Regions from separate parts of the Homo sapiens genome. Here regions 1, 2 and 3 are each linked to region 4. The links are chromatin contacts, found by Hi-C or POLR2A ChIA-PET in ENCODE. All regions are on one chromosome and are shown on one strand. Each heading gives the region's core, a stretch centred on a gene start or an enhancer-like site at or near the end of the contact. The rest is flanking DNA. Distances are from core to core; before and after follow the strand shown.

What was found. Hi-C counts contacts between places; a loop is a spot of excess contacts on that map. ChIA-PET counts read pairs that join two places held with the same protein, here RNA polymerase II (POLR2A). Pooled maps may share reads with other maps.
Region 1: a map of PC-9 shows a loop between it and region 4 (9-fold over the local background). The contact joins two enhancer-like sites. A Hi-C loop is called at or near these places in 1 of 168 maps with a recorded cell type or tissue (PC-9). POLR2A ChIA-PET finds 5 or more read pairs at or near these places in 2 of 52 experiments (BJ and PC-9).
Region 2: a loop to region 4 is called in a map of MCF 10A, with 2.4 times the contacts of the local background. The contact joins two enhancer-like sites. A Hi-C loop is called at or near these places in 2 of 168 maps with a recorded cell type or tissue (MCF 10A and PC-9) and 3 of 50 pooled maps. POLR2A ChIA-PET finds 5 or more read pairs at or near these places in 2 of 52 experiments (MCF 10A and OCI-LY7).
Region 3: a loop to region 4 is called in a pooled map, with 6 times the contacts of the local background. The contact joins two enhancer-like sites. A Hi-C loop is called at or near these places in 2 of 50 pooled maps. POLR2A ChIA-PET finds 5 or more read pairs at or near these places in 2 of 52 experiments (BJ and MCF 10A).

What each region holds. Positions count from the first base shown.
Region 1 is chr5:57,732,023-57,736,872 of GRCh38, forward strand. No RefSeq gene overlaps it. Among named protein-coding and RNA genes, the nearest start is that of LNCBRM, 160 kb to the left of the region's middle. RefSeq lists an enhancer at 2,994-4,193. Within about 2 kb of position 3,374, at least 8 of the 41 ENCODE cell types and tissues checked have a DNase peak (open chromatin) inside an H3K27ac peak, as active enhancers do; they include PC-9, where a contact is called at or near this core.
Region 2 is chr5:58,016,919-58,021,339 of GRCh38, forward strand. No RefSeq gene overlaps it. Among named protein-coding and RNA genes, the nearest start is that of LINC02101, 100 kb to the right of the region's middle. Within about 2 kb of position 2,838, at least 4 of the 41 ENCODE cell types and tissues checked have a DNase peak (open chromatin) inside an H3K27ac peak, as active enhancers do.
Region 3 is chr5:58,091,400-58,095,820 of GRCh38, forward strand. No RefSeq gene overlaps it. Among named protein-coding and RNA genes, the nearest start is that of LINC02101, 29 kb to the right of the region's middle. Within about 2 kb of position 2,917, at least 2 of the 41 ENCODE cell types and tissues checked have a DNase peak (open chromatin) inside an H3K27ac peak, as active enhancers do.
Region 4 is chr5:57,887,409-57,892,415 of GRCh38, forward strand. It overlaps LINC02225 (long intergenic non-protein coding RNA 2225), which reads right to left. Exons shown (of 3, transcript NR_109900.1): 3 at 2,923-3,018. Among named protein-coding and RNA genes, the nearest start is that of LINC02225, 9.2 kb to the right of the region's middle. Within about 2 kb of position 2,228, at least 6 of the 41 ENCODE cell types and tissues checked have a DNase peak (open chromatin) inside an H3K27ac peak, as active enhancers do; they include PC-9, where a contact is called at or near this core.

The DNA.
Region 1 (4,850 bases), core at 2,124-4,623, 150 kb before region 4:
AAAGAATTCCACATTTGGCTGTAGTATTGAATACTTTGGAGAATCAAGCAAGACATGGACCAGAAAGGGCCTATTGACTTTAGGAGATCCTAGGTACTTTGATCATTTCCTTGGTTTAGAGAGAAGGAAAGGCAGGTATCCATGGATGAAGCAGTTGGTGGGGCAGAGCCTCGGGTCTTGTTCAGAGGTTGCTGAGGGGCTGACGGGGCAGGCAGGAGTAAATGAAAGACTGAGAGGAGGGTTCTCTGGTCTCCATCCCGTCTCTCAACCAGTGAAGTTGTTCTTTGTGTGTATGTGTGTGTTGATGTTTCAAAAAAGATTTAATTTGAAAAAGAGTGTTCTACTGCTTGAAAAAAAAGGGGCATTAAAAACCAAAAATAGGAAGTGAGAAAATTAATACATCTAGGTGGATGAACTTTCTAAGAAAGGACTGAAAAAGGGGAGACGTAAGCAGTATGGGGATTTGAGGACAGGGTAGAAATTTTTATTTTGTTAAGATAGAGCTAGGTTAAGCTTGTTTTAGGCTGAGAAGAAAGAGCTGTTAAAGTGTAAAAGTTTGATACAAAGAACAACAGGAGGTAATGGGAAAGTGACTAAGCTCTCTTACAGCAGGTAGGAGAGCGTCGGGTCCATAGCAGACATGAATATATTTGCATTATATTTGGTTTATAAGCTATAATTCTTAAAGCTCAAGGATTTCCTTTGACTGTTTTTTTTATGTCATTTAAGCTTCAAATAAACATTTAAATAAGCACTTTTTTTTAAAGAAAGTTGATTTTCATATCTAGTTATTATCCTGCTACCTTTGCCAACATACCAGAATCTTTGATTATTTTTTCTCCTGTGGCGTCAACCTAGAGAGGAAGGATCTTGATTAAATATGCCAACTATCTTTACACTCAATTTGACCAAAGGCCAACTCTTTTTATGTTTGTAATAGGAATGTACTGAACAAATTCTGAAATTCACTTTCATAAACTTTCTTTCTCTTAGACTTTCAGAGTAGGGTAAGTTTTTAAAAAGCCGAGTCACCATGTTCGTCTTTAGGGCAGACAAAAGTCTATGCACTTTTTTTTTTCTTAGACTCCCAGGTAAGGAAATTCTATAATCTACTTTAAAATCTACTCTAGCCCTTAGCAAGATTTCCAATCAAGAGGCTCCTTTTCATCACTAAACTGCTTTGCTGCTGCAGCAGATTTAGTAGATTTCCTAAGGCTTCAGAAGCAGTGGAGAGCAGCCTCCCTTGACTTGGTGTACAGAGTCAGGCCACAGAGACTTCCACTCTTACTTCCCGGGTAGCACACACAGCACAGTCAAATAAATGCCCTCCTGGATTCCTATGCCATTAGGGTATGTGCTAAAAGAGCTCACTGGAGAAAAAGCTGAAATCAATTGTGAGTTAGGGCTTGCTTCCCAACATGTAGCCCAACAACGTAACATCAACACCATTGGGGATCTTGTCACCATCTTCTGAATAACAGGATCCCCTTTTAACAGGATCCACAAATGATTCTTATGGACATTAAAGTTGAGGAGCCACTGCTTTAGATAATTCTTTTGAAATATTATATAATCAGCTTACCGGACTTCAGAATTCCTCCTTTCCCAATGGCTGGCTCTTCAGGGTGGTGTCTTTCTCTTACTCACCTTTGTATTTCTAGTGCCTAGCACAGGGCCTGGCATATGCCCCTTTGATTTCTTTTGGTGTCACAGCTTAATCCATGTTTACTGAATAAGTTGCAGAATCAGTCTAGTGTCACAGTATAATCCTACTGCCATCAGAAGAAATTCATATAAACAATTTTTCTGAATATGGCTTTTACTATAATCATTATTTTAGGCCACATATCATGAAACCAAAAATCCTACTCTAAACTGATGACCTTTTGGTTTCATCTGGGCAGAGTCTCCCTTTTGTTTTAATTCAAAGCATACCTCTATTTCCACATTCCCATTTTTCTGGGGTTCAGTTTATCTTGTGCTATTTAATCTGTTTTTTTTTTTCAGTCTCCCACTTTCTTTTCTTCCCAAATGACTGATGCAGGTGGAGGGTGGCAATTTTTGAGTTATTTTTGTATCTTGTTTTTCCCTTTAGCTTTCATCAAGGTGACACTTTAGAGACTTAAGGTGGGTAAGTGGAAAGACAGAGAGGACTTTCTGTTTTCATCAACACCTGCAAGAGATTTTTCCCTATTCCAACAATAGCATTGATTTTACATTTTACTTGCTCTGAGCAGGATGATACACAAAGGCTTAGCATGATAGATAGTGTTTACTTATTTTTAGACCATTTGTATTTTTCATTTCATGAGACCTCTGCCATTGCACATTTTTGATAGAAAAGTAGCAATCTTTCCTAGGAACATTTCTGCTTTGCTCTTTGACTTGTTTCCCTTCTGCTGGCAATATAGTCATACTGCAGGCTGTTCAAGGATAGAGTTCTTTGTGAAGTGATGAAGATGAATTATTCCTGCCAGACACAAAAACAGTTATTTTACTTGTTACTTAAATTGGAAAGAGACAAAGAATACTGTTCAATTTTAACTTGCCAGCAGGCGTTCAGGGAAAAGGATTTTCCTAACAACTTGGAGAATGCACTTCTAAAACATCTGTCGACATTAAAGTGAGGCTAAAGATCGGTACCAGTGCAAAGCAGAGCTCAATTTTTCTCTCCAATTTCACCAAAATCAGTAGGGAAGGCAAGGGGTGGCAGCTTTACTAATTTATTGGAGAAATGCTCGGGTGAAATGTTGGAAAGACTCTAATTGTTCATGGACTCCCATGTAAGTATAAATTCTCTGCATTATATTTCCTATGGAGGTTACAGTGAGTAGAGAGAAGTTTTTTTGTGGTTGCCAAAATTTAGATAATAAAAGTGGGACTTCAAGATTTAATTGAATAGCTATAGCCTTGAATCAAGAGCAAAATAGTAAAATGTCATTATAGATACGTATCAAGAAGAAAAACAATCCATGATTTCTGAAACTATAGCAGAGTTGCACTGTGCTACAAACACCCAGAGCAAACTCCCCTCAGAGACCGCCCTAAAGGACAAAATGGTTCTTAACTGGAAAAAAAAACACCTTCTGGAATGTCGGCAAAGCATGTAAATTACAGATGATTTTTTAAAATGACTCCCCAACTTTGAAACTCGTAAGCAGATCATGAACAAATGTGTTCAGCAGAACCTGTGGTATGGCCTGGCAGCAACCTCGAGAGAAGGAACTGACATATCCTTACATTTTCAAGTCATGTTTTTACTGTAGAAAAAGAAAAGTGTTGCCTATCGCCCAGTCAATGGAAGTGTCAGAGGTGTGTGAAGTAGAGCAACTCCATCTTGAATAGGAGCTGGGTAAAATAAGGCTGAAACCTACTGGGCTGCATTCCAGACGGTTAAGGCATTCTGAGTCACAGGATGAGATAGGAGGTCGGCACAAGATACAGGTCATAAAGACCTTGCTGATAAAACAGGTTGCAGTAAGAAGCTGGCTAAAACCCAGCAAAATCACAATGGCCAGGAGAAGTACCTCTGGTCATCCTCACTGCTACACTCCCACCAGCGCCATGACAGTTTACAAATGCCATGGCAACATCAGGAAGTTACCCTATATGTTCTAAAAAGGAGAGGCATGAATAATCCACCCCTTGTTTAGCATATCATCAAGAAATAACCATAAAAATGGTCAACCAGCCGCCCTCAGGGCTGCTCTGTCTATGGAGTAGCCATTCTTTTATTCCTTTACTTTCTTAATAAATTTGCTCTCACTTTACCGTATGGACTCACCCTAAACTCTTTCTTGCACAAGATCCAAGAACCCTCTATTGGGGTCTGGATCCGGAGCCCTTTTCTGTAACAGAAGATGGAAACTTGTTTTTCTTTTCATGGTTTGTGTGTTTGGTGGATGAATCAGAGGTCAGACTTGGTCAGACTCTACAGTCAGCCCTTTGGAATTAGGGATTTTTTTCCCAATAACCAAATAGTGACCAACTCTTCTCCTGGCAGTGGGAATATTAAAATTGTTCTTTTAGGCCTGGCTGATTTTCATCTTGTGATGATGTTTTAAAAAAGCAGTCCTATTGTGTTCTCTCATAGTATCTCTCTCTCCTTGACTCCATTCAAATTGTAGGTGGTTCTCAGGAATGCTGTCTAGAGATGTGGAGACCAAGGTATATTTAGTCAAATTTTAGTATCGACATTCGGTTAATTAGAGCTATTTGAGATTGAATGGGAGACACTATGTCAAAAAAGACTCTTAAAAGTTAAAATTCAAGCTTTGATTACTAACTCCATGCCTATTTTCCTGAGAAGTATCTGATGTCTGCCTGAAACACTGTAATTCCTTTCTTCTTTCTTTTTTTAATCCCACTCATTCCTTTTAAAAGTTGACTTTTCTCTTTAATGCCATAGCTCAGGTGATCTATGACACATCTTCATTTCAAGGTTCATCCCTTTGTAATTCACTAGGCAAAGGAAATTCGAATCTCACAGGGACATTTATCTGTTCACGAGAAGAAAGAGGAAGAAAGGGGCCCCCTTAAGATAGTAAGGGAAGGGATTTAGGGAGAGACAAAGATATTTTTCCAGGACTTTTTTGCACCTAGATCCATTTTAAGGCCATTAATCCTTTGATATATGTTTGCAGGTAAGAGAACAAAGGAATCAAACTTGACTGCAATTGGATTCCACATGAATTATCAATTAGAGACATAAGAACATGTGATTTATAGGACTGTTTTGTAAGTGCTCCTTTGTGTAGCCTATTGACAAAGGAAGAGGAGAGATGTGCTGTGATTTCCCGGCCTTGTTCCAAAGCCCTGTTGCCAACTGCTTTCAGCTATGAATTCCCAAA
Region 2 (4,421 bases), core at 1,588-4,087, 130 kb after region 4:
TAAAATAATCTCTGTTTTTATGATGCCTTCTAGTCAGTATGCCAGTGCCCATAGGTGGGGACAATCTAATGAGGCTTCTCTGCAGCTCAGAGCCTGGGTGACTATTGTATCCCATAGATGAGGAAACTAACTGAATAAAGCTCGTGACTCTGAGCCAGGAATAGGACTTTTGTGTTAGCAGCTTTGCTGCTCATACTGTGCAATCCTAAATCCTGGACAATACTGAGCTACTAGCACAATGAAAATAATTTACATGAGAATAGATACCATGCCTTCCTCTCAAGATATGCTTATCCGTTTAATTTTCACCCACATATAGGTGACACTGATTTGTATTTCTAAAGCTGTAGTTTCTCTTAAGCGAAAATGTATCCTGTCCAATAAATTGAGTACTTTTCCAATGCAGTTATTTTTTAATATTGGGAAATGTTACTTTAATAATGATGTTTATTTTTGGTTTGTGTTTTTTCCCTTACAACAGCCAGCAAAGGATTAAATTCAGTTATCATAAATATGCAAATCAAAGTGGCAATGATCAAAATTTGGGATTTTTTTCCCCTTTGTTTCTCTGCCTTTCCTGGAAGGTGGAATTATTTTGCTAGGTTTATATATTTTCCTCAAATTCTTTTTGAAGAGTCAACATATATGTCCTTTTTGCATCTTTTGATGAGGGTGGACAGAAGGGGACAATAAATGAAAACAAACCTATTCATGACTTATTAATGGATTAGGTTTTCCTAACTGGAGTTCACACAGAGCTTCTACCATGGCTCTGCTTTAAAAAAGTGAAGCTCTTTCCCTAATAAATATTCTGTTCTTTCCTGTCTTCTCCCACCAAGTGAGAACTAAGATAGCTGCAATTCACTTAAAGGTAACCAGGAAGTTTGCACAAGGCACCTAGTAGCAGTATTCTTACTTCAAGAGACATGTTTTTCAAATGTAGGGTTGGTTGAAGTAAGAAAAGTAGAATCAAATTCCAGGTGTCAATTTCGTCATAAGATTCTGTTTGACTTTTGTGCAAACTGATTTACATTAAGCAATCAATCCATAAGAGAACAAAAATTGCATTTGCAAGCAAAAGAATGTATTCACAGTTGAATAAATGATTGAATTGTTAGAATGGTATTTCATACCTCAAAAGAATGAAGGGCAGTTCCCTTTAGGTTGAAGGAAACATCTATGGTGTAACCGAGGTCCTTAATACCTTTCAGCTTTCCCATTTATCAGAACTGTGACCTTAGGCCAGTTACCTTAGCCTTACACATCTCATCTAGAAAATGTGATTCTGCTATGGACTGAATGTGTCAATCCCAAATTCATATGTTGAAATCCTAGCCCCTAATATGATGGTATTAGGAGGTGGGGCCTCTGGGAGGTGATTAGGTTATGAGGGTAGAGCTCTCATGACTGGGATTAGTTCTCTTATAATGAGATACAAGACAGCTTGCTTTTTCTTTCTCTCTGCTTCCCACTATGAGAGGATACAAGGAGAAGATGGTGATCTGTGAACCAGAAGGCAGACCCTCACAACACCACATCTGTCAGCACCTTCATCTTAGCCTTCCCAGGCTCCAGAACTATGTGAAATAGATTTCTGTTGTTTAAGCCACCCAGTTTATGGTATAACTGTTATAAGAAGCCTGAATTAAGGCAGAGTCATAAAGTTTACCTTAGAGAATTTCAACAATTACATTTCTCTTAAAATGCATATAATATGTCTAACACATGCTTAGACATTTAGGATGTTTAATAGGAATTGCCTTTTAGATAGATAATATGACTAGGTCATCTAACCAACTAAATAAAACTGCAACATCAACTACCAATTGCGGTTAAATGTCTTAGAGAGTTAACTTTTAGAGCAAGAATATTTCTTGAAAAATGTCTAATTCAATTTCTTTATTTGAGAAGTGGAAAAAAACAATTTCCAGGCAAGAAAAGTGACTTTCACAAGGACTTACAACTCCTAAGTATCAGCTCCAATCTCAGATCCAAGGTTTCTTGATTCTAAATTTACTCTCTCTCACCACACCATGCCTATGATAACGCTCTGGAGAGAACCAAGTCTACACTCACTAGATGTCATACTTAGAATTATGGCCTTTGATGTTGCTGGCAGCAACACAGCCATTTGAAGACAAATATCAAATTGTCTCTAGTTCTCAGATACTTAGGTGAGGCATCCATGAAAATAATATCTATGGATTAGACTAACTTTCTGACTCTTAAGTTTTCAAATCCCTGCAAGGAAATATTCATTCATTTGTTTTTTTAAGAGACTAATTCTCTGTAAGCCATTTATTTCCCTAAGCCTAAATTTCACCTCTCATCATATCTCCTCCCAGATGAAAAGAAGAAGGCACACTGCTTTTAAAAAATGGAATTTATTACCTTTGGCTAGAGGCCTCACTATGTAAAATAATTACCTAACTACTATTGTTAGCTTCTTAGAGGCTGGTTGATAAATCCTGGTCTGTGGTAATTAATTATGAATAACTATTTTTTATTCCCATTTAAACCTTTCCTCTTTTTGTTTCTCTATTCCTCCAGCCTCAAACCTAATGGATTTGCCTTTATAACTTTTGAACCAAATCTTTGACTTTTTTTTAATGTGTTCAATTTTATTTTTTACTGCAATGTCTAGGTCAATGCCTTTTAAACAATCATCAGAAAAGCTTCAGCCCAACTTCCTGTGGACTTCCTTTAATCACACATCCTTTGGACTCATTAAATCTTATCTGTGACAAAAGATGAAGCCCAACATTTCCTCTCCAGCTGAGGCTTTGGCCCAAGACTGTCCAAAGAACTGTTAACTCTTGAGCCTGGGCCAAGCCAAAGACTCGGCAGCAATCAAAGTCATGGCAAGGACAGAGAGCTGAGGAGTTCCTGGGTCACCAGGGCTTTCTCCAGCAGGAAGCTGGAGTGGCAGTGATGACATGGATGCAGGATTTATGGGGGTTGGGGGGACTGGCCCAGAGCCGTGCATAGGACAGAAATTGTGTCACAAGCACTTGTGGGGCTGGGTTCACCTCTAGCAACCTCTGCTGAGATACGAGTGTGCTTGGAAATTGTAAGCATTCCAGTCATGGGTAAATTCAAGCCAAGGACTCTTTGCCAGGGTTTTAATCCTATTCCTCTCTCTCCATTCACATTGTCATGCTTTCTTCCTAACTGAATTTTGACACTCATGTTGGAAATAAATGGATAGAGAAAATGGACTCTCAGATTTATTGAGGACCCATTGCCTGGACTATGGTGCTTTAGTGTTTTTCTTTGACCTTGTGTCCACCTTACACATTTATGCCTCTGGGATTGGTACCATGGTGTGTGATTGTCCTCTGGCTGGGGGCTGCTTTCTGAAGTAAAGGTTCTGGTTCACTGTGTTCCTACTGTGTGTGCCATGTGAAAGTAAGGTAGGGGTTGGCAAGTGTTTTGCTCTAGTGATAGCATTCTGTCTTGCTGTAACTAAATTTTATGTGATTTTATTTGAAATTACTCTTGAACAAGACTTACCTGTTTGTTGTGAGCTAAGTATGTGGCTCTCTCTTTTGAGAATACAAGAACTATATAGAAGTAAGTCAAAAGTTTCTCTCTTTCTGTCTGTCTGTCTTTTGGTAGAGATATACTATTTTACATGAAGACAGCACAACTATAGAGTGAGAAGGAAGGCTCATGGGTATTATTTCCTAAACTATCCTATACTCCAGAAATTATAAACCACAGTTGAGAAGCACAAATTATTAGCTGATTTGATACTTATCATTTTATATCTAAATTCATTATTAAGCATGCCAAAAGTTCTAATGAGAATAAAACTATTTGCTATGGCCTGAATATTTATGTTCTCTCAAAATTCATAAGTTGAAGTGATAGCTTTCAGGGTAATGGTAATAGGAGGTGGGGCCTTTGGGGGGTGATTTGGTCATAATGGCAGAATGGGATGAATGCCCTTTAAAAAAGGCCCCAGGGAGTTCCTTCTTCTCTCCCATCCCCTGTGTGAAGACACAGCAAGAAGGCACAGTCTGTGAGCCAGAAAGTGGGCCCTCACCAGACACTGAATTTACCAGCACCTTGATCTTAGATTTTCCTGCCTCCAGAACTGTGAAAAATATACTTATGTTGTTGATAAGCCACCCAGTTTTGGTATTTTTTTTATATCAGCCAAAATAGACTAAGACACTCTTTTCCCTAAAACAGAGAAATATTCCAAATAAAACAAAGAAAGCATCTTGCAGTTTCTAAATCACAGTGTCTTTTATGTACATACATATTTGCCCATTAAGACTCTTTGATCAAAGCAGTGCCTCCCAGATAATAAGAAAAGAATATACATTTAATGGAATCCCATGTTATTTCTGATATAACTCATTTTTCTGGAGAAGTAGTTGTAGGAGGTAGCCAGAGAGAAAAAGCATTGACTG
Region 3 (4,421 bases), core at 1,667-4,166, 200 kb after region 4:
TTTTTTTTTTTTGGTTGCGGGTTGTGGCACAGTTCAGTTCATAACAGGTTAAAATGTTTCAAGATCACATAGAGAGTAAGACAAGGGTAAGCCAGGACATGCAATTCCCTCCTTTCCTCTTCATAAGCCTTAGAGTGACCTTAAATAATAGTGCTTTCCCTGTTTCCCTGGCTAGTCTTTATTGCACACCTGTTATGTGCCAGGCACTGCTACAAATGCTGAGGGTAGAGAGCTCCTTCCCTTATGGAGATTGCTATGTTGTGGACGAGCCAGCCAAGAAGTAAGTTAGCAAACACTCATGTGAGGCAACTCCATAAATACAGTAAGTACCACACAGGAAATAAATAGGGCAATGTAACAAAACATGACTAGGTGGGGTGAGGAGATGGGAGGCCACTTTGGAGAAGGAGAGTCCCAAAAGTCTTCTCTAGAAAGGTAATCTTGAGCTGGAAACCTAGGAGAGGGGAAGGTGCCAGCCCTGGGTCAAGGGTGGGGAAAAGTTTTACTGCAGAGGGGAGGGAAAAATGCAAAGGCCCTGCATAGTGACAGAGCAGGCCTGGTTGTGTGAGAAGACCTGTGCTATGTAGGTGACTTTCCATGCTGCCCAGCAGAGGCATTATTGATAGCAAACTTAGAAAGCAGAGTTGACCATTGTAGTTTAAGAAGCTGTGAAGCCCTGGGTTCTAATCTCAGCTTCAGCCCCTACTAGCTGTGAAACCTGAAAGGGCACTATCTGTGTCTGAGCCTTAGCTTCCTCAAGATAGAGGAGGAGAATATGGGTAGAGCAACACACAGTATCCACCTGCCTTGGCCTCGAGCTTGTCATGATGCACGTATGAGATAATATGCATGACAGTGCTTTTCAGACTGAAAATGAAGTGTCACAGAGAAGACCTGGAGTCATTGTTTCAACATGTCTGTCTATCTATCTATCTATCTATCTATCTATCTATCTATCTATCTATCCATCCATGTGTCTGTCTGTCCATCCATCCATCCATCAATCCATCCATCCTTCCATCCATCCAATCTATCTAGCTACCTAGCTACCTGTTTTTCCCCCAACTTTTACCTAAATGTAATCAAAACTCAAGTAGAACTCAAAGCATTCTACTTTATGAAGTGACTAAAATCATTTGTCATGGCAAAATTATACGAAGTTAAGTAGGTCATTTCCTTTCACTCATTAAACAACTCAAAGTGAAATTAGTTATTTTTGTTTATAGAGAGGCTCATGGAGTGTGTTGCATATTCTCTTTGAGAACTCAAGCATGAGCAGGCATGCCCTGACTGGCCAGCAAGTAGGGGTGAGGGTGGGGGTGGAGGTGGCTGTTTAGGGCGTCATTTACAGGAAGGTCCACAGAGTCCTAAGAGAGTAGCGTTAAAGGATAACTTTAGGTTGACATCCACACCTCCATATTTTATAGCTAAGACCCCCAAGATACAGGGAAACAGTTCTCACTCTTGATGATCTGGGCACTCCTTTATCATAACAAGGAATAAACCACTCAGAGGAGAGAAAGCAGCAGGTGCACAATCATTAAATCCTTCCTGTCTCCATGCCTTTGCACACGCCGTTTCCTCTCTTTAGAATGCTCTCTCCAGAGTCATTCACGTGCTGGTTCCTTCTCATCAGTCCTTCCCTAGCTCAAATGGAATTCATCAGGGAAGCCTTTCTTCACCACCCAGTTCATCCTTTCTCCTCACCAAAATCACTTTCTATCCTTTCCTCTTTTTCTGTTTGCCTTCACAGCATTTATCACTCCAAATGTGTCTCAAATATTTATTTAACTTTTTTTTTTACTGTCTTACCCAAACCAGACAACAAATTCTATGGGAGCAGGGAAACTACCAAGTTAATCACTGCATCCCATTGTCTGAATCAAAGATGTTGGTCATTACATCGCCTGTGAATCAATGAAGGGATGACTACTTTTAGGTAAAGCTGGGTACTGGGGAAGGGGTTAATTCTGTGAACAGTACATTTTTACTTAAATTCTATTCTAGCCTTGGGTTCCGGGGACTTGGTTTCCAGGAGAAAAGAGATACAGAGTTGCTGTAGGAAAGCTAATTAATTGTAGACGAAAGCCTACAATTGTAGAAGAAATCTCAACCTCTCCATGTCTCAGTCTCAGCAAAAAAAGACTGGAAATAATAATAGTAACTTGCAGGATTGTTGGAAAGATTAGTGAAGTAATGTTTTCAAAGCACATGGCATGAAGATCAATAAACGGCATCAGTTATTGTTAACTGAGTCATTAAAAGGGCAAGGCACTCTGTCTTTTGACCTAATAGAAGTTTTACGTAAGTGTGAAAAGCCAAGAGCCATGCTAAAACCTTAATGCAAAGAGCTAGTGGGTCTCATCCATCTGGAAAATCTGGACCAGGCTTCCATAGCGCTGGCAATGGAGGTCCTTCCTGACTCTATTGGCCTCCCTTAGAACACAATGAATCCTGCACCTGAGGACCACAAGGACTCTTTTCTCAGCAGATGCATCTTCATACTGATGCAAGTTTCTCAATTTTCATAAAAGTTATTGAAATCCTTTAATATGTAATTACTTAATATTAATTTCATGGGACGAGGCTTTGAAAGAGCCCACAGGCTTATTTCAGCAGCATCAGTCACCTTGCATGCCAAGCCACTGTGACATTTCTCAGCTGTAACTTAAGGGAAGGCAAAGATAGCCTCTTGAGTTGGCTTATGCTGATTTCAGCAGGCTCACGAGCGGCAGCGCCCACAGGAAGGATGTGTACAGGATGTGTGCAGGTGTTCCTCACGCTCTATTCTTATGACATGTTTTGCTGAGTGATGACAAGTCATCATTTTCCCATGAGCGGCCACCTTCTCTTTCCTCAAACTTCTGAGTCATAAAAGGCTCAGGGCTATTTTCTCAGCTTGAGCAATGGCCAAGGAAAGACAGAGTGCCATGAGCATCCTTTCTCATGTCCTCTTTTTTTCCTGAACAATCCCAAGGAGAGAAACCCTGGGAGCCAAGTTTACAAGAGTAAATACAAGGAGGACAAAGATATTCTTTACAACTAAGTGCACACCAGGAGAATGTTTAATGCAGTTCTTGCATGTCAGTTCTGTAACATCTCAGTCTGTCTTGATTGCCCACTCTCCCTTGGAGGCCATGGGCTCTTCTGGAGGGCTGTGGGCTCCTCCACTTCAGGAGCTTTCCAGACAGCCTCTTCCTTACCTGCTACCATCCTGTAGGAGGTCCTGTGGAGGATGACAAATGATGCTTTTCTTTACCTTAGAGCACTTAAATAAGAACAGAAAAACTAAGTTGATTTTCCAAATTTCCCTCTGAAAGTAAAGAGATTGGAGCCAAAAATATCTGGGTCCCCTGTCCAACATCCCAAATCTTCATTGTTCTGCTCCTGAATTTCTTCCAACCAAAGGCACTCCTGGCCTTCCTTCCTGCATCCAGTCTTGGAAGCAAATGTTACATTGCCACTTCCTTTTCTTAAACATTTCACTCACTATGTATCATCCCTCAAATTAAGGTCAAATATAATAATTTGGCTAACAGCTTCCTCATAATCTAGGCCCTCCCTCTCTTTTATAGTCTACTTTTGCTCCTTACATCCCAACCATAGAATTGGTCACATTTTCTGTTTCTAACCCTTGCACGCGCTACCAGTAACACCTAAGGCAGTGATTCTCAACCGCAGAGAATCATTTGAGATACCTGTGTCCCTGACAAACTGCTTGGGAATCTCTGGGGTAGACTGAAAGTTTCCCAGGTTTAAAACCCAGCCTGTATCAAGAGTCACCAGCTCAGGTTCTCACCCTTGGCTGCACATTAAATTCACCTGGAAACATTTAAAATCCCAATGCTCGCCTACATTCAAAGCCATTACATCGGAATCTCTAAGCATGGGACTCAAGCATCAGTACTTTTTTTAAAGTTCTCTAGGTGCTTCCAATTTTATAAAGCACTGTCCTCAAGGGTTCTCTCCTACAGTCTCTGGATACCTTTTATTTATTCTTTAGACCTCACCTAGATGGAACTTTCTGAGAAGACTTTACTGACCCAGGTGCTCACTTGAGTGTGCTTATACAATGTCTTTAGGCCATGACAACTTGACATAATTCCCTGTTTATTTATCTGTGTCCCCATCAGCTCTTGAGGGCAGAGACTGTGTGGTGCCCTTTAGATCCTTTAGAGCCCAAGGCAGGGACTATCAGGCAGTAAATGAGCATCCTTGAGCAGCGTCTCCTCTGTACCAGGCACTGTGCCTGAAGCGCCAAATGGTTTCTGTCCTCATGAGTTTCCAGTGCTCTCCTAAAATCCCCTATTCTTCCAACCTTTCAAAAGAGAACATATAGCAGCAATTTACCAACCAATTTCTTTGCCCCAGAGACGTGGTATGATGCCCAGGAGATAGAGCATAGCCCCACCCAGCTCCTA
Region 4 (5,007 bases), core at 978-3,477:
TTTTTTTGTTGTGTTTTGTTTTTTACTGAAATGATATTGTTGGCTCTACAAACAAATGAAACCCAATAATGGGTTTCTCTATTCTTGCTGGTCTTTTCCTTCTTAAAAGAATCATGTGGTCATTCCTTATTTGAAAAAAAAAAAGAAAAAGACACTGAAATGCTGCAATGCCTGATAAGGAGAATCTGCAACACTTGGGCATCTTGTGTATAAGAAAAGATTCTTATCCTTATGCTACTGTCATGGAGCTTGGATATTTACAAACCTACCGCTTTTGACAAGCTTGTGAGAATTTACATAGTCTCACACCGCCCCTAATTTTTATGGCAGAATGTGTCTCACATTTGTAATATTCTCAGAGCTCCTCAGGATTCTAACCTCTCTAACTAGAGATGGTTTCTGAGCAGGCAAGAAGGAAAAAGAGGCAAAAACTGATTGCATCTTTTGTTCGCTTTTCAAAGCCAGATCTCGAAATTCCCAAGAATCCTTAAAGTTGGAGACATGTAGCTAATGGAATTCTAGTCAATCCACATATTTATGTGTTTGGAAAGTGGCTGTTATCAGTTCTTCTTAACCATGTGCACTATTGTCAGGGCCCTTCCAGGCAGCCACACCTGACGAAAGCTGTGATTGCCCTAGATTTCCACTAGAGACCTCTAGCTGATCACAGGAGCCTGGAAAGCAGCTCTCATTACTGGGCGTTTCTCTAGAAGCAGCAGAGGATAAGAGTTTGCCAGTTGCCCCTGGGAGAAGGTGGACTTTACCATCAAAGGAAAATAATTCTGTATAATCTTTCTCTCTCTCATTTTTTTTTAAAGCAAATTGAGGCTTATTCAAGTAGGTATATTGTGAAACACTGAAGAGGAAATAATTTCTGTGTCTTAAAGCTATGGCATACAAAAGACAAAATAGAGATTTTTATAGATTGAAAGGCCCCTTCTCTAAGGGGCTGTTCATACTGATATTTGGAGGCCAGCCTCAATTCTCAGTGTTTGAGAGCTTCTCCTGACAGGTATGAGGGAGAATGAGTTTACTCGCAGTCTGAGAGCTTTTAGGCATTATTGTGAAGCTGAACAAAGTGCTCCCTGTGCCCCACCATGCCCCAGCCTTTTACTGCAGCCCCCTATATGTGAAGGATGGTAGCCCTCCGGGTGCATACCACCTTCAATGCCAGGCCTATAGCTGTAATCCCATGCAACAGAAACAGATGGGATACATCTGTAAGGAGAGACTGGTAGATGAAGTTTCACCGTTTTTCCAAAAACGCAAAACACATTAATCTCCATTTGCCTTTGAATAGTCTGCAGTAGAAACAGAGGACCAAAAGGGAAAATAATCTCCCCTCATTTAACCTGTGCCCCTGTGAAAAATTGTGATAGCTTGTATTTCAGAAACTGAGTGTAACTAATTTTGCCCTCTATCCATGGTCTTCACTACACAGCAGCATTAGAAAGAGAATCAAAATCGGATCAGATCAATGAATCTATAAAGCCTTTTTTGGAATGTATTGCCACCACGAGTTGATCAGTTTCTCCAGAGGCCCTCTAATACCCAGTTTTCTCTGGGGCAATTGTAGATCCTTTTGCATTCATTTTTAGGACAAATCTTGTCATTCTTTTAGGTAGACTGTCATTTGTTCATTCATTTATTCATTTGTTTTTCAAATGCCTATGCTGCTCCAGTCGCTGTGATTTGCAAAGAAAACACAAATGATGATATACAGGGCTTGAGTGGGAGTTCCTAACATTGGATCCACAGATTCCTAAAAGTGAACGACTACTTCAAGATGTCTGTAATCCTCCTAAGATGTGTGTGTGCTTTAACTATGAGAAAAATCCAAGATTTAGAACAATCTTTAAAGGGATTGATGTAAAAACTATTGTAGAGGCTGACAGTTACACGAGCAAGTAATCAGAAGACTACATTAGAATTGTCATATAGTAAAGATACAGTATGTACAGTGTCACATGAGGTCACAGGTGGAGTTTTCTCAATTGTCACTGATGACACAGGTCAGTGAAGGCTACAGAGAAGGTAGCATTTGTGTTATATGTGAAGGTTGAGTAGGAAGTGGTGAGATGACTTGAAGGGAGGGTAGACGAAAGTCAGTGTGCTCTGAGGGGCAGTTCACCTCCAGGGTCTGAGGCCACCCTGCAAGTTGGAGCATGATTGGAATTTTCTCTCCTGCAACCTGACAAATGAAGCGCGCTTTGCCATGAGTCAACTGTTACGGGAAAAGGAATTCCACAGGCATGCCCTGACTGACCACAAATGGGCGAGAGCACATGTGAGTACAGAATGCCCAAAGGTTGGTGTGGAATAATCAAAACGATTCAAATGCTTGGTGCTGTACCAGAGTTGTAGGAGGCCTAGCCTCAGCACTGTACTGCTGCTCTCACTCTCCAACCTGCACTGGAGAGGAAGGTCAACTACAGTAGGTGGAGCTCTGCACCAGGTCCAGAAAGCAGACCTTGATTCTGCAGCTGACCATCTTCCTGCTCACTTAATTCCACCAGCCTCCACTTCTGCTTCTGCACTTAACAGTTACATTTATTGAGGACCTCTATATCCCAGCCACCGTACTGGGTGAATTACCTGCCTAGTTTCATTTTATTCTCCTGACACCCTGCAAAGTAATTTTCATTTTCCAAATAGGGAAAATATACTCAGAAAATTAAAATAATGCCAAAGTAGTCATGCTGCTATAATGTGGTGATACCAAGAGAACCACAGTCTCTACTTCAATCTTGATAATTCAACTGGTTTTAAATGTCACCATCTTAAGGCTATTGATTTATCAGTGAAACAAGAGAGGTCAGTGTAATTTAACACGGTTTTGCAGAGCTAGAATACTGCATTGGGCATATATTGCTTATTTGGGAAGTTATAGATGTGAGTTTGTCTACAGGAGTGCCATATTTTGATGGTTAATGATAGTTTAATTTTAAACTTACAGGATACAGGTTAAGATTAAGCTGTTTCTTTCATGTGAGTCTCATCACTGAGATCTGATTCCACCTACAAAGGTAAGAGAATTTGAAGTAAGTAGCAACTAGTCTTCTCAGAATGTTCCAAATTGCAAAAACAAGTCTGGATTTTAATCTGAGAATTATTACTTTATCAGGATCTATCTATAAAATATACCATTTGACCATAACAAAATAAATTATAAGTTGGGTGTTTGTTTTTTTTAAGAAAAAGCACTTGATCAGCCTAATTGATAAATATTGTCTTATTCCATGGTGGGCTGTAGACAACAAAAGCAGCAAGACATTTTTTTCATATGAAGTAAAACTATGGCTTTGCATTTACAAAGAAATGTTCAATTCTTATGCTAGCATTTTAAAATCTTTTCTCATTTAAAAACATATCTAGCATATCATTGAATGTAATACTGAGTAATTTTTCTTTACATATTTTAAATTGCGTATCCAATATATTTTAGTTAACTCTACAGCAAGTGCCATAACCTAAGAAATGAACAGTCAAAAATGCAATCTTTGATAACATCTTTAGCTACTTGAATTATTTTAAATGAAGAGGGGATTTCTATATGTAGAATGCATAAAAAACCTTTAAACTGAGCAATTGTTTGCAGAACTTCATAAATACTAAAGAATTCTGGTCATTGTATTTCTTCCATATTAAAAATACACTGTAGCCATATTAAAAGATACTTCTAGCTGCTGTATTTCCTAACCTGTATATTTAAACTTGAACAGTGTATGCATTCATTATAGCATGTTATAGAACTATCTTTCTAACAAGAATATCGGTTACCAAAAGCCAATTATGATTTTTGGATATTGTGATGTAATGCAGTGAATTGACCTGCTGTTGAGTAAGACTGACTTCAGTAGTAATTCATTTAACTTTAAAATGACACACCCCAAAAGTCCCCGATGATATTGTCAGGTGCTATGCTTTAAGACAAGGCAGTTGACAGGATATTTTTCTTTCTTGAGATTTGCAAGTCTCTCTAACTTTCAGAAAAATAAAAAGCAAGTAGGTGGATATAACTCTGCTACCCTACCTATTTAGTTAAAAAGTAAAAAACCACCCAGTCACTCAGTCGAAAACACAGATGCTTGGCATTCTCTACTCAAGTTATCTGAATTTGTAATTTAAATTTTAAATTTCAAAAGAAAGAGCTGTGTCTCAGGTTCCCAGAAAGCCAGCTCTGAGATGGAGTTTGCCATGCAGGAAGTTTACTGTGGAGTGTCCCTGGGAACAGCCCCTATGCAAGGGAAAGGAAGGAAGCAGGGCTGGAGACAGGAGGAAGAGGAAATGTGATACAGTCACTATGGGCACCCTTGCCTATCATAGGGAAACTCAGAAGATAAATGACCCTTCAGAGCTGATCTGAGTTGAGGTGGAATGGCTGGGATAGTAAACTCCCATGCAGATTAGTCATTGGTTGTGGGTCACCTGGGAAGGCGACCTGACCTTGGGCAAGGTGGCTCTCTTCAGTAGAGATAATCGTGGAAGTGGCTGACAGGGGAGGTTGTCCCTCAGCAATGCTCCTAGTCACTAAGGGAATGAGTACTTCAGTCCTAAAGGGGACTCTAGGTGACATTACAGCATCCATCACAGGTTGACGTGCAGAAATATGTAGTTATCTAATGTTACTTATGTGCAGTCTAGATACTTATTTCTCATTTGTAAATTTGTGATATCTTTAGTTTTCCTGTAGTTCCTCAATAATATTGCCAAATACAGAGGTATAACCTTTTGGACACTAACAATGTCATAACAAGGAATTTATCAAATGTGATACATAACTTCTTTGTACTGTATGGAAAATATTTGCATTATGCCATTTTGGAATGCTGTAGTTATAAATTTGTGATTCTTGTGAGTCTCTTATTGTAGAAACGGCTTGGGCTTGCAATGTCAACATGGTTCCTTTACTATTTCATTGTCCTCTCATCTTCTATTCTAATATCCCATGATAAATCCTTGATATTGTTAATTTAATATTTTTTAATCTATTCTTCACCTTTAAAA